Regions from separate parts of the Homo sapiens genome. Here region 2 is linked to region 1. The links are chromatin loops, found by intact Hi-C in ENCODE. Cell type or tissue: Calu3. All regions are shown on one strand. Links, peaks and the distances in the headings refer to the core of each region. The heading gives the core; the rest is flanking DNA.

Region 1 (12,559 bases), core at 3,448-8,447:
CCAGGTTCCCTTTTTGGCACTTTCTGGATTTTTTTTTTTTTTTTTTTTTTTTTTTTTGAGACAGAGTCTCGCTGTGTCGCCCAGGCTGGAGTGCAGTGGCGCTATCTGGGCTCACTGCAAGCTCCACTTCCTGGGTTGATGCCATTCTCCTGCCTCAGCCTCCCAAGTAGCTGGGACTACAGGTACCCGCCACCACGCCTGGCTAATTTTTTTGTGTTTTTAGTAGATAACAGGGTTTCACCGTGTTAGGCAGGATGGTCTTGATTTCCTGACCTCATGATCTGCCTGCCTTGGCCTCCCAAAGTGCTGGGATTACAGATGTGAGCCACCGTGCCTGGCCACTGGATTTTTATAGTAAACAATGACCTCTGTGACTCTTAACGAGAGATGAATAGATACAAAAAGTCTTATAAGCAAAAACATCGCTGAAAGCCAGAGTTTACTGCAAAATAGACACATGACATTATTTAATTTTTTTCCCAAATAGAGAACCTAAGTAAAAGCCTTAGCAATTTACCTTTTGCTGAGAGGAACTAGCTGGACTGTACATTTTAAGAAAATCCTTTCTTCAAAGTACATGTGAGGAAAAACTAATTTCGGGGACAGCCCTGCTTCCAAGCTTGTTTCTCCTGTGGCATCCCCTCTCTGTTAGCAGTAATTTAATAAAAAACCTGAATATGACCCTGTTGTGAGCTGAGTCAGGCCTGACCCTGAGCCAGGGGCCACCTGGCCCCTCTGCTTCACTCTCACCATTGCCCACTCATGGGGCTTCTTTTCTGCTCATGGTTCATCCCAGAAGGTTTTTCCCTGCCATCCCCTAGAAGGTCAGACCAGCCAGGACACCCCCGGCCTTCCTGATCCTTCCCCTTTGGGGCGACCCCTGGCAGGCCCCCCCCCAATTCCTAGGTCCACCGTTTCTGGGGTCTTTCCAGCCAAACCATGCCAAGGTGAGCCTCGGCTGGTGACACGTCATAGTCCCCTCATGACCCCACCTAAATCAGCAAAATGAAGTTGTTGGTTCTTAGAAATAATTTAAAACACAGAGGCATTTCCTCAGGCAGTGGGATTTGAGCATCAAAGACACGCTTCTGTCCTTCGTCCTTCTGCCCTCGGATGTCGCGGCTCCTTGGCTCCACAGTGACTTGGAGGGTACGCGGTGTGTATGTGTTGGCTGCAATAGTGTGAGCCACAGTGACACGTGGCATGGTTCTGAGCTCCACAAGGAAAATGGCAGAGCCCCGTTCCAAGTCCCTGGCAGGACTCGGGACTCTGCGTATGTCTTTCTCAGACACCCCTGAGACCTGCCCGGAATTGTGTTTGTGGCTTGTCCTTCAACCCCACTCCTGGCTCCTCCTGTGAGGGGTGGAGGCCAGTGGGGTCCATCCCTGCCCACCCCTGGAGTGCTCCATCCTCCAGGACGTGGCCCTGGGCCCTCCAGGAAGCAGCTGCGGCTCTTCCTGAGGCTGGGAGAGCTGTTTCCCAGTAGCTACCATTTCCATTTGGATCCAGATGTGACATCTTCCCATTTCTGACATCACCCTGGATGTCACATCAGTTTTCTTTAATTGACTTCTCACGTTTCTCAAATTCTTGCTGGAAGAATTGGGAGCGTCCTTTGGTGCCTGGGCAGCTATGATGCAGGCCACAACCACAATGCTAGGCTCAAAGGTGCCCTTCTTTGCCCACAGCCAAGCAGGGCCGCTGGGTTCACCTTGACCTCCACTGACTCTTCCTAAGCAGGCTCAGTGTCCAGGGCCCGGGCATGGCCTGCAGGGCTGTGGGGGTACCTCCCCGCTCCCTCTCCTTCCTGGCTCTCAGTTTCCTGAGCTGCGTGTCCCCAGTGTTCTCTTCCAGAAGTTTCATTGTCCTTGTGCAGAGAAAAGCCCCTGGAAGGCACTCTGGGACGTGCATTGTGCCCCAGTTCAGCACTAGGGTGGTGGCTCTGCACCCCAAGGCCTGGCTGCTGCACGATAACATGAGCCTGACAAATCCCAGGGTGCAGAGAATCCAGGGCTGGTGCAGGATGGCGCTGCCCCCGCCCAGGCTCATGCCCAGCCTTCAATGAATACAGTTTTAGTTACTGAATGACAGTGGATGGTGGAGCCCATGGAGGGTGTGATGAACACCAAGTGGGGCCTGACACAGACTCGGCAGCCTCAGGAAGGCAGGAGGTAGTGAGGAGCGCCCGAAGTGTGGGAGGAGGTGACAGGGTCAGGGGGCAGACATCCTTCCCATGGGGCCCAGCCCTGGGCCAGGGCAGAGAGTTGAGGTAACATCAGTAGATGAGTGAGCACTCCTGAGTTACGAATAGAGAACAAATCGCCAAAATAACAGCATGCATTTACACATGCTCACACGTGCCAGGCACTGCTCTGAGACGATAACTCAGTTAATGCTCACAATTCTCTTATCCTCATCCGAGAAATAGAATAATTTGCCTGGGCGTGCAGCAAGTGAGTGGTGGACCCGAACCAGAACCTACGTAAGCCCACGTGCTTGACCTGAATTCAGAGGATTGGAAACCCAGGGCTTAGAGCTTGAAAACGCACAGTGTGATCTAAATCTAAATCTCTTGGGCAGAGCTTTTCTCCATGCTCTAAAATTCTGCTCTTAAGGCCATGTGAGAGATGTATGTGTGTCTGTGTTTGTATGTGTATATATGTATATGTAAGATATACACACATATGTATATATACATTTTTGTTTACATATATTTTTTAGATCAGATAGACCCTGTCTGGCATTCCGATTTAACCTCAGCTAACCTGTTTTCACACATCTGTGCACTAAAACAACTCATTTTTTTCCTTTCCAGAGCTTGTCTTCAAGAGTAGCTGGTGCAGAAACTCGGTAAGAAGGGCCTCGAGTCCGTTCTTCCCTCTCCTTCCTCCTTCTTTCTCCTTTAAATCCTACCTCCATTTGCAGATTGTATAATCTGTATGTTAACTCCGTAATCCATATGTTACCTCTGTAACATACTGTTAAAATCACCACAAATTTGATAGTTTCACACTTTTCTTGACTTTCAAAACATATCATCTGTCAAGGTATTTGAGATGACTTCTTCCTTTGTGAAGTGAGGCCTCCTCTTAGCAAAATTTTAGACCCTACATGGATTTCATTAATATGCACTATTGCTACTAAATGTTCTGCTAGTGTGGCCAATCCATTTATAGGCAAACTTGGGAATGATTTTGTTTTGAAAGCAAATACAAATGAATCACCTTACACCCGTGGAAAACCAATCACGAGTCTTACATTTTAAGATACTTTACTGTGATAAAAACCTGGGAGTGTTTTGGGTTTTGTATGTTTGTTACTGGATGAATATAACCTTAGAGTTGAACACATTTTAATAGAAATGTGCACGTGTTCATAAATATGACATACTTAAGTCCTGTTGTAGATTAAACTGTATTACAAACCACTTCATAGTTGTAAGGTCAAAATGTCTTTTTTGATGGACAAATAGAAATGTTGCAAAAGATCGTTTTTTCCATCTTAGCATTATTTGTAACTGTGATTTACCTGTTGGACCCAACTAAAGACTAACAAGTAAAGAATCTGAGGAAGGTCTTTTAGGTAATAAATGAAATATCTTTTTAAATTCCTTTTTCTCCAATTAAAGTGGAACGCAGCTTCTGAAAATCTTTAACGAGCTAGACAATACAAAATTTAGATAATTTAATTTGAGATTATGTTTAGGTCTCAGAAAACCTGAGAGGTCTACGCATTAATAGCCAATGATGACACAGAGGCACAGCTAATTGGCGAGGTGAGCGCTGCTTGTTTGATGTTTTAGCAGAGGGTTACTTATTGATCTGCACCATAGGCCTCACCTAACATTGACTTTTCATTTGCTATTTGTCCTGTGTTTTACTTAACTGATGCATTTTTTTTGAAATTTTTAACTATTCACATTTGTTTGTGAGAAGAATTACATTACAGCATTTAGGTTCCAACGTTTTGTGTATCATACGAGTGGATTATCAGTCACATATCTTTGTGTGTTACTTCAAAAGCATTTGGTGTACACTCGAGAAATAATTATGACAAAGTATGAAAAACTTAATTTGTCTGTTTTAGGACATTTCAAATATTTAAGATGCAGAAGAATACTGAGGCATATCTGATTGAGTGGATCTCAACAGACATATTAGAATTTGGTTGATATTCAGGGAAAGTGAACGTGTCTAAAGAAGGGGCTCCTAAGTTATATGATTCTTATTATTATTATTATTATTTTTTTTTTTTTGAGACGGAGTCTCGCTCTGTCGCCCAGGCTGGAGTGCAGTGGCGGGATCTCGGCTCACTGTAAGCTCCGCCTCCCGGGTTCACGCCATTCTCCTGCCTCAGCCTCCCAAGTAGCTGGGACTACAGGCGCCCGCCACTACGCCCAGCTAATTTTTTGTATTTTTAGTAGAGACGGGGTTTCACCGTTTTAGCCGGGATGGTCTCGATCTCCTGACCTCGTGATCCGCCCGCCTCGGCCTCCCAAAGTGCTGGGATTACAGGCGTGAGCCACCACACCCGGCCATGATTCTTATTTATAAAAGAAAAACAGTATATAGTTTTATACTGTATGGTTTGATAGCAGTGGAGCTAGTTAAAATTTCTGCATACTTTTGTAATTATGTTTTGTTTGTGAACTTACAGATCCATTACCTAGCCAAATATTTATGTGTATTTTAAAGCATTTTTAATATCACATGCTAAATAGCTAGGAAACTTTTCTTGAGCAGAATATTACTAGTGCATTCTCTTTCTTCCTCTTGTGTGTACTTTATAATTAGAATAAATATCATTAATGATAATGCTTCTCTGAGGTCAGATTTTATTTAAAAAATAAAATAGGACTGCTAAAAAAAAAATGACATTTTGAAATACTCGTTGGAATCCTAGGCAGCTTAGGGCTCTGTAGAGCAATGGGAGTCCAAGGGTAGAGAATCATTTGGTGTTTAGGAAAAGCTTCTATTATCAGTGAGGTCACATTAGCGTTCACAGGCATAGATTTCAACATGCCAGTGAAGACTGGTAGGGTTAGGAGTCTCATCTCTCTCGCCCTGGAGTCTTTCTGTGGTTTTCAGGCCAGCCACACCTCTTTGCCCCCATGTCAGAATTCAGACATCTACGTTTATTGAAGCTTACCTTTAAGCTCTATCTTTATTGCACTCATTGTGTGAGGTGCGGACTCCAGCTTCTATCTTAGGAAGTCCACCTCAGAGCACCAAGCCTCACCGACAGCCAGACTTAACCAGCTGCATACAGCTTCTCCCTGTTGGCATGAAACACACCAACATTTGGGATGATGACTTGAGGAATTTGGATTTTTTTGAGATCTGTGTGTTTTAATGTTTTGGTATTTTACTTAGTTCCTTGTTTTAAACTGTTCCATTTCAAACTTAAGCATTTCATTTTATAGTTAGAGTGCTTGAACTTCTAACCAATATGCAGTTGACATTGTTCTAAGTTATGAAAAAGGCAAAAATATAGTGCTGTGTACATGTGACTTTATGAAAACTTTTTTGTTTTTTAACCTTAATCAAATTTTTCATTAATGCTTAAGTAGAATATATTAGTATTTTAAAAGCAGATTCACAATCCATTTGAGTTGGAAACCATTCTTGGCCCACAAACCCAGTTTCCCTCAGAGGCCGTGAGAGGGAGCTGTTGAACCTTAAACGAATTGTATTTAACCTTTAACAGTCCATCAGGCTAAACTATTCAGATAATCCATCTATAAAATTTAACTTACATTGTAATAAGCAGTAGTATGATTTTCATTTCTATTAAAGCAGAAGTTATGCAGTTAATTAAGAGACATTTCAGTTAAATTCAATGAATACTTTTTAGTACATGTTATTTACAAGGCACTTTATGCTAAAAGTGGGCATAAAAATAAATAATTTGGGCCGGGCGAGATGACTCATGCCTATAATTCCAGCACTTTGGAAGGCTGAGGTGGGTGGATCACAAGGTCACGAGTTCAAGACCAGCCTGGCCGAGATGGTGAAAACCGGTCTCTACTAAAAATACAAAAATTAGCTGGGCATGGTGGTGGGTGCCTATAATCCCAGCTACTCAGGAGGCTGAGGCAGATAATTGCTTGAACCCAGGAGGCGGTGGTTGCACAGGGCCTAGATCGAGACACTGCACTCCAGCCTGTGTGACAGATTGAGACTCCATCTCAATAAATAAATAATTGGAGTGGCTCATAAACATGTGCATGTCTGTGTGTGCACACCTGCATTATAAAGTAGAACACAATATATAAGGAAGGTATATTGAGTTTCCACAGAAAGGAAGGTATTAGGAGAGGCAGGAGAGAGGAGCTGGCCTCTAAGAAGGGCTGGAGCATTTCTGGGAGTTGACAGAGAATGGGGAGTATTCCAAGTGCGGAGCACAGCATAAGGAAAGAAAGTTTGGAGAATCCTGAAGATGCCTGTTTGCTCAAAGCATAGCTTGCATAAAGATGATTAAGAGAATATCAGGCATAGGGCAGACAGTGAGTTGCACCTGTAGTCCCAGCTACTTTGGAAGCTGAGTCAGGAGGATCACTTGAGCCCAGGAGTTTGAGGCTACAGTGAGCTATGATTGTACCACTCTACTCCAGTCTGGGTGACAGAACGAGACCTTGTCTCTTAACAAAAAATATAAAAATTAAAAACCAGTATCAGGCTGAAAAGCTAGGTTGGGCTGCATTGTACTCAAACATAAATGCCCAAGGACTGACTTGTCTCTAATTGTTTTGAACGTCAAAATTTGACCAAATGATCTCTTAATCTGTGACTGTATACGCCGTGCATTGGGCATTATTCACCAGATGTTAATTGAAGTCATACTCTGTGAAGGTTGTTGGAAAATCTTTTTTTTTTTTTGAGATGGAGTCTCACTCTGTCGCCCAGGCTGGAGTGCAGCGGCATGATCTTGGCTCACTGCAAGCTCCACCTCCCGGGTTCACACCATTCTCCTGCCTCAGCCTCCCGAGTAGCTGGGACTACAGGCGCCCGCCACCACGCCTGACTAATTTTTTATATTTTTAGTAGAGATGGGGTTTCACCGTATTAGGCAGGATGGTCTCGATCTCCTGACCTCGTAATCTGCCTGCCTCGGCCTCCCAAAGTGCTGGGATTACAGGCGTGAGCCACTGCGCCCGGCCAGTTGTTGGAAAATCTTAATGTTTCTTTTCTCTTTTCTTTCTTTTTTTTTTTTTTTCAAATGGAGTCTTGCTCTATCTCTTGAAGGCTGGAGTGCAATCTCATCTCACTGCAGCTTCCACCTCCCAGATTCAAGCAATTCTCCTGTCTCAGCCTCCCGAGTAGCTGGGACTACAGGCACCTGCCACCATGCCTGGCTAATTTTTGTGTAGAGATGGGGTTTCACCATGTTGGCCAGGCTGGTCTCGAACTCCTGACCTCAGGTGATCCACCCAGCCTTAGCCTCCCAAAGTGCTGGGATTATAGGCGTGAGCCACTGCGCCTGGCGAAAAATCTTAATGTTTCTTAATTGCAGTATTCTGAAACTGATAAAGCACTTGTAAAACTTTCAAAATAATTTAAAGCCATTTTCTTTTTAAGATAGAAATGAGTACTTCTTAGCATACTAGAGGTAACTTTAAAATTTTAAAGTAATGTTTAATGAGTACAGAGTTTCAGTTTTGCAAGACAAAAACCTTCTGATCTCTTACAAAATAGTGTGAAAATGTACTTTACTGAGCTGCACACTTGAAAATGGTTAAGATGGTGAATTTTAAGTTATATGTTTTCCACCACAATTTTTGAAAACTAAAATAAGAATTTTTTGGGGCTAAAACAAGAAGAAACCATCTACAGGAAGTGGAATGAATTTAGCTCTTATGTTTTCTGGCAGCATGTGGGAGGATTTGGGGTCACCATTGTGGGCCATGTTGTTTTCACTGATGACTACTTCTGCAGGAACATAAGTTTTCCTGGAATTAGACTCAAGCAAAATGTACAAGGCAGGCTCTTGTAGAAAAAGAAACATTGAATCATGAGCTGGACAAAAACTTTAGTTACCATTTTCTAAAAAAACTATATAGAGGTTGTTCAAATACACTTGAATCTTCTTTTTTTTTATTATTATTATACTTTAAGTTCTAGGGTACATGTGCACAGCGTGCAAGCTCGTTACATAGGTATACATGTACCATGCTGGCCCGCTGCATCCTTCAACCCGTCATTTACATTAGGTATTTCTCCCAATGCTATCCCTCCCCTCACCTCCCACCCCATGACAGGCCCCTGTGTGTTATGTTCCCCAGCCTGTGTCTCATTGTTCAATTCCCACCTATCAGTGAGAACATTCGGTGTTTGGTTTTCTGTCTTTGTGATAGGTTGCTCAGAATCATGATTTCCAACTTCATCCATGTCCCTGCAAAGGACATGAACTCATCCTTTTTTATGGCTGTATAGTATTCCATGGTGTGTATGCAAATACACATGAATCTTCTGTGAAAGCTGTAGACATTAAGGCATAGCTCAGTAAATTCATTTCTCTGGAGTGAAGATATAACTGATTTGGATACTTTGCTTTTTATCTTCTAATTTCAATAGAAAAGTAGGGAATAATGCAGGTTGTTTCATAGTGTGGCAAGCAGAATAATAGTCCCTGGAAGATGTCCATGTCCTATTCCCTGGCATTTGTGAATGTGTTACTTTCAATGGTAAAGAAGAATTAGGTTGCAGATGGACTTAAGGTTGCTAATCAGCTGATCCTAAAATAAGGAGATGATCCTAGATTATCTAGAAAGCCCAGTGTAATAACAAGGGTCCTTAAAAGTGGAAGAGGGAGGCTGGACAGGAGGCCAGAGAGATGCAGTGTGAGAACCCGATCTGACATTGCTGGCTTTGAAGGTGGAGGCCATGAGCCAAGGAATGTGGGCGCCTCTCAAAGCTGGGAAATTGATACTCCCTGAGAAGCCTCCAGAAGAGAATCAGTTCTGCCAGCACCTTGGTTTTAACCTGCGAGACCCCTGTTGAACTTCCACCCTGCAGCAGTGTGAGACGGTGATCTGCAATGTTTCAGGCCACAGCATGGGTGGGGATTTGTTCAGCAGCAGCAGGAAACAAATGCATGTGGACGCTAATATCATAGTCAGTTCACAGCAAAATCCTGGTCACCTGTACTGCAATAGTCCATGACGGTGGTGAATAAGTTGTCAGCTTCAATACAGATTTGAGGGGATCAGAATTGCCACTGTGCTGAAGAGGCTCTGAGTCATGTGCTGCGGAGGTCAGTGTGTCAGAGTTGGGTTTCATTCAGAGCAATCCATTTCTACACAGACATTGGTAGAAGGATGGCTAAGGGAGGTGACCAGTCACACTGTGAACTGGCCCCATCCACATCCACAGTTTCCTGATCCATGGTTGTATGCGCTCTAAGATTCTTCAGACTATAGGACTTTGAATGAAAGATGAAGTATAGAGATTCCCAGACCATGGTGGGTGCTTAACTATTTATTGGATGGATGGATGAATGGATGGACGGATGGATGGATGGATGGATGGATGGATAGATGGAATGAAGGAATGATGAACCAGGCTGCTGACTAAAGAAGAAGAAACACCCCTCATTCTCTTGGGTTGTCTAGTGACAAGACCAACCACATGCAAGAAGAAAGGAGAGTGCTATCTGGAGTGTTAGAAACCCTCTCCCTCTGAGTCCCATGCCACCAGGGCCCTGCTGGTGGCCACACAGCACGGTTCTACAGAGCAGCTGGCACGCTGCTGCTGATCCCGCTATGATGCATCCAGTGCTTACTAGATGTCACACAGGAAGTTTTTCTTAAACATTTTGTTAATATTTGATGACATAAAAATGTTATATATTATATATATGTTATATATATAGTAAAACTCCCTCTCTAGAAAAATAAATAAAAATTGAAATTCAGCTATATTTGCCTGCCGGGTGCAGTGGCACATGCCTGTGGCCCCAGTTACTTGGCAGGCTCAGATGGGAGGATCGCTTGAGCTCAGAAGTTAGATTCCAGCCCTGGGTAACATAGCGAGAACCCCCATTTCTCTAAAAATTGTTTTTTAATTTTAAAAACATTCAAATTCATATATATATAAATATATATATAAATATATATATAAACACAGATGAAGCATAATAATAAAGTGAATATCCAGACCCCCCATACATCTTAAGAAACAGACTATTATAAAAATCTAAAGTTCCCTGCTTATTAAATCCATGGTTGCACAGTCCTGTCTTCTTTCTAGAGGTAGCCACTGTTGCAAATATTATGTTTAATTCTCTTTCCTTCTTTATTATTTTACCATGTTTATGTCCTTAAGGAATATTTTCCTATTTTTGTTTATTTCCTAAAATTTTTATTAAAATGAATCAAATTTGTATGCATTCTCCTTCTAAATGCTTTTTTAAGTTAACCATGCTGATACTTAAATTAGATTTTATTCATTTTCACTGCTCTGAAGTATTTCTGTGTACTTATATACCAAAAAATATATATAATAATAATACATGTGTATGTACATTCTTCTATGGATGGACATTAATTTCCAGTTGTAACTATTACAAAAATACTTTCCAATGAACATTCTATGTGTCTCCCAGTAACCATGTGCAAATTTCCTTAGGACATATATTTAGGATTTGCTGGGTCATAGTGTAATTATATGTTCAGCTTTAAAAAATAATCCAAACGCTTCTCCAAAGTAGTTGTTCCAATTTATATGTAAAACAGTGGCATATACAACTTCCCTTTGCTCTAAATCCTTACTAAAATCTGGTATTCCTGGTTTTCAAATTTCTGCCAATTTGGTGAATATAAAATGGATTTTATTACGGTTTAAATTTTCCTTTTTGTGACTTTCAAAGAATTTGAGCATCTTTTCATAGAGCTGTTAGCCATTCACATTTTTTTCTATGAAATATCTAATCACATCTTTTACCTTTTCTTTCTTTCTTTCTTTCTTTTTTTTTTTTTTGAGACGGAGTCTCACTCTATCGCCTGGGCTGGAGTGCAATGGCGCGATCTCACTACAACCTCCGCCTCCCAGGTTCAAAGGATTCTCCTGCATCAGCCTCCTGAGTAGCTGGGATTACAGGCATATAGCACCACGCCTGGCTAATTTTTGTATTTTTAATAGAGATGGGGTTTCACCATGTTGGTCTGGCTGGTCTCGAACTCTGGACCTCGTGATCCACCTGCCTCGGCCTTCTAAATACCTTTTCTTTTTACTGGGTTGCTAGTTCATATATCTTGGCTACTACTTTGTTGGTTACATTGGTTGCAAATATATTCCCCTCAAAGTATGATTTTTCATGTCGTTTTATGGTATCATGATGAACAGAAGTTCTTAATGTATTCCGTCTTTTTCCTTTTATGATTAATGCTTCTTGTGAGTTAAGAAATCCTTTCCTATTTAAAAGTCACATAGCTACCCTCCTCTGTTTTCTGCTGATTTTGGAGTTTTGTGTTCTTCACATGAAGAGCAGATGAATTATTATTTATTTTGGGGGTGCACTGGGGAGGGAGGTGTGAAGCAAAGTAGAGATCCTCTCTTGTGTTCCAGATCTGGTTTCAGTATTAATTATTTACTAGCCTTAGTGATGGGGAGTGTTCGTGGTTCAGTTTGGGTAAGATGGAATTATTTGGCCCTTTATGTTTGGTAGATACTGTTTACAAAATTGTATGTAGGAATTGGATACAAACTGCTGTTTATTTATTTGTTTATTTTTTATTTTTATTTTTTGAGACAGAGTCTCGCTCTGTCACCCAGGCCGGAGTGCAGTGGTGTGATCTCAGCTCACTGCAAGCTCCGCCTCCCGGGTTCACGCCATTCTTCTGCCTCAACCTCCCAAGTAGCTGGGACTACAGGTGCCCGCCACCACGTCCAGCTAATTTTTTGTATTTTTAGTGGAGACGGGTTTTCACCGTGTTAGCCAGGATGGTCTGGATCTCCTGACCTCGTGATCCGCCCTTGTGATCCTGACCTTGTGACCTTTGCCTCCGCCTCCCAAAGTGTTGGGATTACAGGCGTGAGCCACCACACCTGGCCAACTGCTGTTTATTTTATAGGAAGATTTAAAATGACTGACTCACTATCTTTAGTTTTTGAGGGTACTCTGTTTCTTTATAAGTCAATTTTCTATTATTCTAGAAATGTGTACATTTTGTATTTTTAAATATATAGTATATATGTAAGAAAGTTGATTATAGTATAGTTCAGTCTTTTCTCTCTTATATCCCTGTCATATTACCTTTTTGTTCCTGATATTTTTTGTTTAGCCGTTTTTTTTTTTTTTTTTTGAGACGGAGTCTAGCTCGGTCGTCCAGGCTGGAGTGCAGTGGCACAATCTCAGCTCACTGCAACCTCCACCTCCCAGGTTCATGCAATTCTCCTGCCTCAGCCTCCCAGGTAGCTGGGATTACAGGCGTGCGCCACCACACCCAGCTAATTTTTGTATTTTTAGTAGAGACGGCGTTTCACCATGTTGATCAGGCTAGTCTTGAACTCCTGACCTCATGATCCACCCGCCTCGGCCTCCCAAAGTGCTGGGATTACAG
Region 2 (12,559 bases), core at 3,319-8,318, 170 kb after region 1:
TATTTAATTTATTATATAAATATATATATTTATATATATATTATATATTATATATTTATATATTATATATATTTATATATAATATATAATATATTATATATAAAAGCATATATAATATATAATATATTATATATAAAAGCATATATAATATATAATATATTATAAATATATTTATAATATAATAAATATATATTTATATAATATATTATAAATATATATAAAATGATATTTAATATATTATATTAATATATCATATATAATATAATTATATATCATAATATATATTATATAATTATATTACATAATATATATTATATAATTATATAATATATTACATAATATATTATATAATTATAAAATATATATTATATAAATAATTATATAACATATAATAATATATTATTATATAACATAATGATATACAATATATATTATTATATAACATATAATGATATACTATATATATTATTATATAACATATAATGATATACAATATATATTATTATATAACATAATAATATACAATATATATTATTATATAACATATATATAATATATATTATTATATAACATATCATATATAATATATATTATTATATAACATATCATATATAATATATATTATTATATAACATATCATATATAATATACATAATATATATTATTATATATAATATATAATATTATATATTATTATATATAATATATAATATTATATATTATTATATATAATATATAATATTATATATTATTATATATAATATATAATATTATATATATAATAAGGCTGTAGTTACCATGGATGGTGATTCCTCTGATGGATCTGGGCAAAGTAAAGTGAAAACCTTCTGGAACTGATTCACCATTCTAGATGCCATAAAGAACAGGAGGAGGTAAAAATACCACCCTTAACAGGAATTTGGAAGAAGTGGATTCCACCCCTCATGGATGACTTTGAGGGGTTCGAGACTTCAGTGGAGGATGTAACTGCAGATGTGGTGGAAACAGCAAGAGAACTGGAATTAGAAGTGGAGGCTGAAGATTTGATGGAAGTGCTGCAATCTCATGATAAAAATGGAATGAGGAGTTGCTTCTTGTGGAGGAGCAAAGAGAGTGGTTTCTTGTGACGGAAACTACCTCTGGTGAAGATGCTGTGAACACGGTTGAAATGACAACAAAGGATTTAGAATATTACATAAATTTAATTGATAAAGCAGTAGCAGGATTTCAGAGGAAAGATTCCAGTTTTGAAGGTTCTGCTGTGGGTAAAATGCTATCAAACAGTATCGCATCCTGTAGAGAAATCCTATATGAAGGAAGAGTCAACAAATGCAGCAAACCTCACTGTCTTCTCATTTTAAGAAATTGCCACTGCAGCCTTCAGTAACCACCACCCAGATCAGTCAGCAGCCACTACCATTGAGGCAAGACCCTCCACCAGAAAAAAGATTAGGACTTGCTGAATGCTTGGATGATTGTTAACATTTTTTAACAATGAAGTCTTTTTAAATTTATTAATTAAATTAATTAATTATTATTTTATGTTTGTAGAGACAGCATCTCTCGATATTGCCTAGGCTGGTCTCGATCACCTGGCCTCAAACAATCCTCCTGCCTCGGCCTCCCAAAATGTTGGGATTATAGACATGAGCCATCTTGCCCAGCCATATTTTAAAATTAATGTATGTACATTTTTTTCAAACATAATGCTATTACACACATGGTAGACTACAGTATAATGTACACATAACTTTTACATGCATTGGGAAACCAAAAACTTTGTGTGACCTGCTTTATTTCGATATTTGTTTTATTGCTGTGGTCTGGAACCAAACCTGCAATATCTCCCAAGGCATGGCTGTATCTCCTCTTTCTCACTATACATTGCTTTCTTTTTTTTTTTTTTTTTTTTTTTTTTGAGATGGAGTCTTGCTCTGTCACTCAGGCTGGAGTGCAGTGGCGTGATCTTGGCTCACTGCAAGCTCTGCCACCTGGGTTCACGCCATTCTCCTGCCTCAGCCTCCCGAGTAGCTGGGACTACAGGCGCCCGCCACCACACCCTGCTAATTTTTTTGTATTTTTAGTAGAGACAGGGTTTCACTGTGTTAGCCAGGATGGTCTTGATCTCCTGACCTTGTGATCCGCCCGCCTCAGTCTCCCAAAGTGCTGGGATTACAGGCGTGAGCCACTGCGACCAGCTACATTGCTTTCTAAAGCCCTTGCATCTCCTGCATACCTCATCAGAGTAATGAAAATGTTGCAGAATTTTGCTCCTTAGTTCAGCTAAAACCGGGTTCTTGTCACACAAGCAGGAAAATTTAGGCCTGCGTACACATTGAAGGGTGAACAGTGCAGGATTATTACAGGGCGAAAAGGGAACAAAAAAGAAAAATACACGGCAAAGTGAGATGGAGTCCTGCTAACAAGCCCCCACCTCACCCAGGCCACCACACAGGAGCTGAAGAGGTCAGGCTTCTACCCCGATCTGTGGCTCCACCCTGGTTCCCCCAGTCCATTGTGGCCATGCTCAGACAAGGCCCTGGGCAGGTTGCCTCATAGGGGGCACAAAAGCAGCTGTTGTAAACTCTTGTTGGGCAGGCAAGGAGATTCACCAGGGACCCCCCTCCCCCCACACCTTATCTGCCTAAGCATTTGGCTATCTCAAAAGCACATTCTAAGTTAAACAATGACCTGTTAATTTCCAATTCAGGGGCTTTTTCCTGTAGTTCTCTGCTTGTGTTTTGAGGTGTTCGTCTCCTCCTCCTTGCAGCTCTGCTTGGTGACTGTGATGCCTGCTACTCTAGTTCTCCTCCTGCCCCTTCAGTCTCTGTGCCAGTTCCTCTTCCTCCTCCTACCCGCTGAAACAGCGTCTTCCTCAGAATACTGTTTCCAGCAGTTCCCATGGCCTCACCTATCACCTCATCTGCACTCACTCCAGACATCTTGAGAGTCAAGACCTGAAGTCCTGTCTGTTAGTACATATTTAATGTGGTAGGCACTTGAGTATTGAATGAAAACTCAGGCACCTTCCTCTCACTAGGTCTGCACACCTGCCCTGGCCCCAGAGCACACAGATAGGCTTACCCGCTTCTACGGTGTGATTGGGTCAGGCTGTTGGAGAAGCAGAGAGAAGATTTGTTGTGGAAGGGGTGCCATGGAGACAGATCTTGAAGATCTCAAGGATTTTGAGAGGGTGACATGGGAAAAAAAGGCCTTCTGCATGGGTGGAACTGCCTAAAACTAGGTTAGGCAACAGGAGGCACTTCCAGAGCCCAGCAGGTGGTCCTGGGAGCACTGGTAGAGATGGACAGGAGGAAAAGGATTCTTTCCTCCCCCTGCTGTTCTCAAAACACCAAGCACTGTAACCGGCACATTATAAGTGCTCTTTAAGGTTTTGAGAGAAGTTGAAAGTCAAGGTGTGTGGGCTGAGAGCCCTGGGGGGCCAGGCTGAGGAGCTTGACACATAATCCAGGAAGGGACAGGAGCCACTGAGCATTGTTGAGGAGGGCAGTGACTGACTGGGGAGGACCTTCAGGAAGCTTTGTCTGGCATGTGGGCGCTGGATGGATAGGAGAGTAGAAAAGTGGACAAGTGAGTACACTGAGGGGGAAGTGACGGAGCTCTGAGGAAGGGGAGTTGCAGGGGAAATGGACAGGAGGGAATGACTCCAGTGAGCTGGGGGCACAAGGGAAAGTAGGTGAGGGTGGGGGAGAGAGATGACAAAGGCCAGTGTTGGAGGAACTGGGAGAACGGAGGCATTGTTGACACAGGCGGTGGCCATGTTGTTTGTACTGGGGGCCTGGTGAGCAGATGCCTCAGCGTGGTTGAATCTGAGTGTGAGGAGTGAGGCCTGCGGGGGGTGCTCCCCAGTTGGTGCCAGGATAGCTTCACCTGGAGCCGAGAATGGGTGATGTGGTGGTCGCTCAGGCACATGGAGTTGCTGGAGAAACCAGTTGAGTCTGGAACCTTGGGAAGGGGCAGGAACAGGAGGAAGGATGGAGAAGGGGCACTCAGGTGGGAGGAAGCCTGGAGAGGAATCAGTGGCATCAGAGGCACTGGATTCTCTGAAAAGAGTCCCTTCGATTTGGCACTTAGCTATGCTTTAGCAAATATCAGAGGAGCAGGTCTTCTTCTGGAGGAAGAAGTAGGGTTAGTGTGGAAACGTAGCTATTCCTCAGTGAGCAATTGTTGGCTGAATCCTGCTACATGTCAGACGTTGTGCCAGGTGATGAAGTGGTCACAATGAGGAAGATGGATGTGGAGAGTTGCTGGGTGGTGCCCAGAAGATCAGTAATTGGGATTTTAACACATTGTGATGAGTTTAGAAGGGTGGAAGCTTTGAGGACTATAGAGACACAAAAAGGCAGAAACTGGAAAAGAGTTTGTAGAGGTTTCTTACCTTCTCAACCATTCAAGTTCATAGCCCATCTTCCCAACTTTGCATCCATGGTTCAGTAGCCGAGTCTGTGGTGGGCACCTCATTGATCTTTGCTGCTTTATGGTTTTATGAACTCTAGCAGCTTCCCCTGCAGACATTGAGACACCTTGTAGAACCTAGGCAAGACTGCAGTGGTACAGGCAGTGGCCAGATCACACATTATATAAGATGATGCCAATACGTATAGTTATTTAAATGTGCAGCTAAAATCGTCCTGAATGTTGTTGCATCATTTCAAATATATGACTTACAAAAGAAGAAAAGAAAAGTTAGCGCCGTTCAATCATCCTGAGATTGCTCCTTTGCCTGGGACTTGCAAGAGTAGGACAGGAAGTGGAGAGGAAAATGTCCAGGCTCTTTGCAGGCTGAGGTGCACATTACTGGAAATGTTGAGAATCACTGACAGAGCGAACCATCCAGCTCTGTGAAATAGGAGAAACCAACTAGCTGGAGAGGTAGGATGCATGCTCTGAGTACTTAACAATCCTTATTTTACAACTTCTGAATCCGTAACAGTTTGAGGATTTGGTAGTCAGTGATCCTGCTAATAGCTGCATAATGAGCCCGGTAGGTCCTCATTGATTCACCACTCACCGACTGGTCTGCCGCTTTCCACTGGAAGGACTAGGATTTCTTCTTCTAACACTGTTTATTCTATGGCTGAATCATTTGTACACTATTAAAAATTCTACGTGCTTTACGATATGTGGAATCTTGACCTCACTTGTCGGAATTTAATCAATGATTTAATCTCTACCTGTCTAAGCAGCTCACAATGGTTTTCTTATCCAAAGGATAGTTGCAGAATGTTTGTTAATTGGGACAGGAGTAAAATAGTGAATCTTGTAAGGATGAATTATGACTAAATTCATGGGAAGTGGACGATACAACTTTTTAAGCTTTATTAAGATACAATTTAAATACCAGTTCACCAATGATTTCTAATTCAACTAAATGGCTTTTAGCACATATAGGAAGAGTTGTACAGCTGTTGCCACTGATTCCAGGACCTTTTTAGCACCCCGCAAAGAAACCCCAATTCCTGTTAGCAGTCATTCCCCATTTCCTCCTGCTCCAGGCTCTGGCAACCACTGACCTGCCTCCTGTCTCTATGGATTTGCCTATTCTGGACATTTCCTATCAATGGAATTATACAATATGTGGCCTTTTGTGACTGGCTTCTTTTACTTAGATAATATTTTCAGTGTGCATTCATGTTGTAGCATAGCATGTGTCAGTACTTCTGTTTTATAGCTGAATAATATTCAATTATGTGGATATCAAATTTTGTTTATCCGTGCATCGGTTGATGGGTATTTGGTTCGTTTCCCCCTTTGACCATTATGAATAATGCTGCTGTGAACACTCATGTACAAGTTTTTGTGTGGGCACCTGTTTTCAGTTCTCTTGGGTATATACCCAGGAGTGGAATTGATGGGTCATATAACTCTATGTTTCATATTTTTAGGAACTGCCAAATTATTTCCAAAGTGGCTGCCCCATTTTACAGCCCACCAGCAATATAAGAGTGTTCTGATTTTTCCACATCTTTGCCAACACTGCTAAAGGACAGTATAATATTATATAAGACTCTTAATTATTTAGGCATTGATTATCTACAAGGGGGTTTTCTAGGATTTTGTTTCCCTTTCTCTGTCCCCAAGTTACTGATTTGTTGATTTCACTGTAATATCTGATTTTGCTTTCCCGAAGAGAGGAAGGTGAGGAGAATGTGGGAGAACTTAAATTGGTTAATATAGCTAAATATTAACACCTGTTAACAAGTTGACTAGAAAGGTTTAAGGGGGAAAGATGATTTAATTAGCTCAAGTGATGTTTGGATTAATAGCAACCTCTGTAGGACTGGGGATGTATTCTTAGGTACTATAATAATTTATGTTTTTATTTATGAAAAAATTAAAAATTTAAGCATGTTTCATATTATCTGGATGACCATGGTATGGGGAAAACTGTAACTTGATTTTTGTGCCTTAATTTGCATTTGATTTTAATTCTTTGGTGCCAAGAAATTCAACTAACATGGCAGCAATTAACTTACTGCAGAGTTTTCAAAATATCTTAAAGGGCCTGGAAAAATTTTTCTAGAAGCTTCATATGTTACCCAAATTTGATGAGGAGTATCATAGTCAGTACTCCTGTGGAGTTTTCAAGTAAAGCCCTCATAATGATGGTGGGAAGGAAGGTGTGTTCCCTAAGAGTGAGGCTTGGCATAAACCCTTCACACATTACCTGGAAGTATCACACTTCAATTTTAAAAAGATTCACATGAATTTACAGTGTTTTTTAATGTTACATAATAGGTAATACCTATTTTTAGTATGTAATAAAGCCTTAAATTATATAACATTCAATAAAAATACCTGTACCTTTCCACAGTGTACTAGAAAATGTTCCAATTTGTGTAGAACTGACTTTTACTCTTCTTTTCATTCCTGGTGGGAAGATCACTTGAGCCCAGGAGTTTGAGACCAGCCTGGGAAATATAGTGAGACCCTTGTCTCTACAAAAACCAAAAAAATTACCTGGGCATGGTGGCGTGGGCCTGTAGTCCTAGCTACTTGGGAGGATGAGGTGGGAGGATCACTGGAGCCCAAAAGGTTGAGGCTGCAGTGAGCTGTGATTATTGCACCACTGCATTGTAGCCTGGACAACAGAGTGAGACCCTATGTCAAAACAAAACAAAACACATGAGCAGCCTAGTACATGTCGGGCACTTAGTGTTCAGTAATATTATTTACTTTCCTGAAGAAAATGGCCAATTAATGGAGAGTAGTACATTTCAAGAGATAAGGAGAAGCATGATTTCTAACACTCTAGAATATTGGATTGGCTAGAAAAAAAAACAGTTTGAAGAGGAGAAAGAGATGAATGTGAAATGAGCAAGCTGCTGAGTACGGGGTGAGTAGTGATTACATATACTGGAAAAGAGGAACTTAGTTCTGTAGAAATCTTAACTTCGTGATAAAAGTTACCAGCAACAGCAGGTGGCCAAATAACAACCAGAGGGCACCTGAGATGGGTATGATCTTACTGTTCCAGTTTTTATTATGTTTCAGTCTTGAGAAAAGACCCATCTTTAGAGGAAGACATATATCTTTAATTTACTCTCCAGGTCCTCCATAACTGCTACAGTAGCTATAATATTTATGTGATGGAATAGTCAAGTATAAAATAATATTGAGATAAAAATTTTGACACAACAGAGACTCAGTAGGAAGAAATTGTAAAGCTGGAAAGAGTAAACAGTGCAATAGTGATTAACTACAGAATAAGTGTATCAAAGTACAACTTTCAAATTGTTAAAACGTAACTATCTCTTAAATGTATCATGAATATGTGTCAGAAATTTATTTAGCTCATCAATGAGGGAACCAGCAGGATGTTGCCACTGACTTAGTCTGTCAGGAAAGGCGTGCTGAGATGTTTGCTAAATTAGACAACACTGGTTAATGTCCTATAGGGCAGTAAAACTGTAACCTTTATAGTTACCTTTTCTGAAAGATAGAAATAATTTGCATCTCTAATGAGAAAAAAAGAAATCTGAAGATTAACCTATAACTTACCTCTAATTAGTAGTAAATAGCAGGTCAAAATAAAGTACGTCCTAGAGAATGAAATCAGTTAGACTGGCTTTGGTGTGATATTGAAAGTACATGTGCCATCCTTGGCCTTATTTCCATGTTCTGACTAATTTTAAAAAATATGTATAAGGATTAGTGAGGGGCCATTAATACCACCAGAAATTACTAGGATGCCTTAGACTTCCATTGTGTTCCCTGGCTCTCTCAGTGGGCATGGGGTTTCCTGGAGGCTGATTTTTCTCCTAGGATGAAGTCCCCCAAGAAACATGCATTTGCTTCTCAAAAACAGAACTGTTGTTCTTCCAACTCCTCACTTTCCCATGTTTCCTCCCCTGTTACCTCGTGTTTGTTTGTTTGTTTGTTTGAGATGGAGTCTAGTTCTGTCGCCCAGGCTGGAGTGCAGTGGCATGATCTCTGCTTACTGCAACCTCCACCTCCCGGATTCAAGCGATTCTCCTGCCTCAGCCTCCCGAGTAGCTGGGATTACAGGCGCCCGCCACCATGCCAGCTAATTTCTATATTTTTAGTAGAGACGGGGTTTCACTGTGTTGGCCAGGCTGGTCTTGAACTCCTGACCTTGTGATCTGCCCCCCTTGGCCTCCCAAAGTGCTGAGATTACAGGCGTGAGCCACCGCACCGAGCCACCTTGTTTTGTTTCCAGACTCACTGGACTAAATGTCAGGTCCTCCCAGCCTCCTGCCCACTCCTGTACAAACAGAATCATAGGAAGTCTCTTTATAATAAAGCAGCAAGCCTATTTCAGGTACACATGTGTTTTGCTGGATGTTCTAGGAAGGTGAAAAAGAGTCTAGAGGTCTCCAAAACCCTTTGCCATTAAATCCTTCAGACGCAGTTAATAAAATCCATAGGAATCTCCCACAGAGGCGTTGTTGAGTTTGGCTTGGGATTACTATAGAGGTATGATTATTAATCTTCATTCTTGTGGCAGTTTACATCAGTTTCTAGATAAATGTTGATTGGAATTTAAAACTCTATGTATGTTCAAGCAAGGAGGTGAGTTTTGTTTGGTAGTCTCTTTTTCTTTGTCCTTGTTCTTTCTGCCAAGTCTGGGTCGTCCTGTGAGGGCTATCCCACGTGCTGCCACGAGGACATGGAAACTAGTAAAGTTTCTGCAGGTCAGCAAAGTTAGATGAGTACCACCAGCAGCAGGTGTCAGCTAATAAGCAGAGGGCATTTCAGACTGGTACCTCTTCCTCAGGGGTGATGCAGGACCTTTTCTGCTGTTGATTAAAGGATTGTATTTTTAGAATATATATTACATATTCTTAGAACTATAAAATCTTTTTTTTTTTTTTTAAGGCAGGGTCTTACTCTGTCACCCAGTCTGGAGTGCAGTGGTTCATTCTTTGTTCTCTTTTCAGGCACACACCACCACTCTCAGCTAATTTTTGTATTTTTTACAGAGACAGGATTTTATCATGTTGCTCAGGCTGGTCTCGAACTCCTGAGCTCAAGCGATCCGCCCGTCTTGGCCTTCCAAAGTTCTGGGATTACAGGCCTGAGCCACTGCGCCCGCCAGAACCATAAAATCTTAAAGTTGAAGGAAATCTCAGAGGTTTGGAATCCAGCACCCACGCCAGCTGCAATCCATGTTTGCCAGCCGCTGAGCTCTTCGGAAGGTGGGAAGCTGGGAAGACTGAATCTTGCTAGATGGCCTGTTCTCTGTAAACAGCTTTGATTGTTAGGGAATCTGTCACAGAATGAAAAACAATCTCATTCTACATACTGATTCTACCAGAAAGTGTGCATCTGAATAAACTTCTGATCCTTCTTCCATAGGAAAAGCACTATGATGTCTTCCCTAAAAGTTGTGTTTTTGAAGCTGAATGTCTCAGAATCTTTCTGCTGATTTGTGAAATAATATGGATGGCAGATTATTGTGTAAATTTATCTGTGGTTTGTCTGTGTTTCTTTTAAGATGTGTTCCTTAGAACTGAACGTACTACTTTTAATTGGCCAATGTGTAGGTTTAGGAGAGGGATGGGAAAAACTTGCGTCTTGTGATCTAAGCTCTACTTCTGTTGTTTGCCTAGACCTGCGGCAATGTATTGGAATTTTCAATAGGCGCATAACAGTGTCAGATCACATTGGCCATCCAGGTCACCACATCTTTGGGTTCTTATTCAAATAAATTGCTTTTGTTTGTCAAGTGTTCCCACTAAGCCATATGTAAGTAATTGTAATCCAATTTTTTAAAACCTTAGCTGTGAATACTTATTATAATAATAATATATGTCTTATAAGAGAGATAGACTAGCATGGTAGTTAAGAGTTTAGCACTGGAATCGGACCATCTGGGTTCCAATCCTATCTCCTTTATTACAGTCTGACATTGAGATGGTTAAATGTGTTGATGCCTGGAAGGTCCCTTCCCATGGCTCTTGGTTGGTCAGTGATCAACAAATGAGAGCTATTATTCTCTTTGCCAGACTTGTACAAACCCCTTCAACGGGCATTTTCTTAATTTAACCCAACTACAGTTTGATGAATACTATTGTTATTCTGCCTTTGTTTAGATGTGGGAACCGAGCTCAGAGTAGCTAGGTAATTTGTTCAGGGATGTGGCACTCCTGGGTGGCGCAGAAGGATTTGAACATGGGCCTATCTGATGCTTTAGTGGTTGGCACACCTGGTTAGCCCTGTTGTATGTTTCATAGAGCAGTATTTTCTAACCCAGCCTTCTAACAATTGTGTATCTTAGCTGTTTTATTAAATACTTAATTCATACAAAGAGTACAGCATGTAAGGACAAAGACAAGTAAACACCATGTATGCACTGCGCAACCTGAAACGTGAAATGCTACCATTTTCCTTGAATGTCCCACCTCGTTCTCAGCCCCAAGTCTCCCACCCAAGAGGTGACATCATTCTGACTTCGGGGATTATCACCACTTAACTCTTCTTTATTGGTTTTCAACACATAAAATATTCCTAAACAATATTTTTCTTTATGTAGCTGTTTAGTAGAATAGCATAACATACGAGATGTGAATATAAAGCAACTTTATGTTTTTTGCTCTCGGTGGTCCCCTTAAATTACACGTGTGATTAGTTTCTCTTGTGCCCGAGATGAAAAATCAAGCAGCCTCATGACTGTTGGTCACCTCCGGGTCATAAAAATCTCACAATCACATCAAGTTTAAAACAAATAAAACAAACCAAAAAACCCCACTCACTCCCACAATGAAAATACACAGTTTCACGTAATAGTCAAAATAATCTTGCTTTAAAATTGAGGCTCTTGATATTGACAGAATGTGTCTGATTACGTCCTTGTTCTTTTTTTTCCCCCTCACAGGAATGTTGCAGCTATTCTAAGGGCTTTGCACGCTCATGTGAATTTTAAATTCAGCTAGTCAGTCACACACACACACACACACACACACACACACACACAGAGTTTGGATTTTGATTGGAGGTATTTTTGAATCTGGACATTGTAATGGTGTTATTTGTTCCCTTGCCTTAGTGAGGTTATCATGCTTATTAGCACAAGGGGCGGGTTTCCAAGCATTTACCTAGACAAGCTGTGACCCCCTGTCATGTGTACAAAGCTCTTGTTGGCCTGACTGTGCCACTCATCATCAGCTGTTTGTTTTTTTAAGATAATAGTCTATTTTTTAGAGCACTTTTAGGTTTATAGAAAAACTACCCCCTCTCCCCTGTTCACTGTTTCTTTTATTATTATCATTTTGCATTAGTGAGATATATTTCTTACAATTGATGGGTCAATATTGATTTACTATTAACTAAAGTCCATGGTTGACATTAGAGTTCACTCTTTTTTTTGAGACAGAGGCTTGCTCTGTCACCAGGCTGGAGTGCAGTGGTGCAATCTTGACTCACTGCAACCTCCGCCTCCCAGGTTCAAGCGATTCTCCTGCCTCAGCCTCCTGAGTAACTGGGATTACAGGTGCGTGCCACCACACTCAGCTAATTTTTGTGTTTTTAGTAGAGACAGGGTTTCACCATGTTGGCCAAAATGGTCTTGATCTCTTGAGCTCATGGTTCGCCCACCTTGGCCTCCCAAAATGCTGAGATGACAGGTGTGAGCCACCATGCCTGGCCTAGAGTTCACTCTTGATGTACATTCTATGGTTTGTACAAATACATAATGCAATGTATTTACCATTATGATGTTGTACAAATAGTACATATGTTAAAATCCCCTGTGCTTCACCTGTTCACTTCTCTTTCCCCACCCAGCCTTTGGCAACCACTGATCTTTTTAGTCTCCATAGTTTTGCCTTTTCCAGAATGTCATGTAGTTGGAATCATGTAGTATGCAGCCTCCTCAGCTTGGCTTCTTACATTCACAGTATGCATTTAAGTTTCCTCTGTGTCTTTTTCTGGCTTAGTAGCTCATTTCTCCAGCCTGGGGGACAGAGCAAGACTCTGTCTAAATAAATAAATAAATAAATAAATAAATAAATAAATAAATAAAAAGTGACTCTGACATATTTGACTCCTATATTCGTTGATACATCTAAGTTTATCC

The links. A loop is a pair of places that touch in the nucleus more often than their neighbours do. Peaks named below come from ENCODE experiments on the same cell type or tissue, not always from the same donor. Only the 100,000 strongest peaks of a DNase experiment are listed, where the experiment ranks them.
Region 2: it touches region 1 in a loop (9-fold over the local background); 1 of 110 quality-filtered maps calls a loop at or near these places.

The regions. Positions count from the first base shown.
Region 1 is chr13:24,014,852-24,027,410 of GRCh38, forward strand. It overlaps a transcript of SPATA13 not described here. Among named protein-coding and RNA genes, the nearest start is that of C1QTNF9B, 120 kb to the left of the region's middle. RefSeq lists an enhancer at 1,513-2,414. In Calu3, for the core only: no CTCF peak of the experiment used is centred there; a DNase peak (open chromatin) is centred at 5,650.
Region 2 is chr13:24,189,610-24,202,168 of GRCh38, forward strand. All of the region lies in intron 1 of SPATA13 (spermatogenesis associated 13), which reads left to right. Among named protein-coding and RNA genes, the nearest start is that of MIR2276, 33 kb to the left of the region's middle. In Calu3, for the core only: no CTCF peak of the experiment used is centred there; no DNase peak of the experiment used is centred there.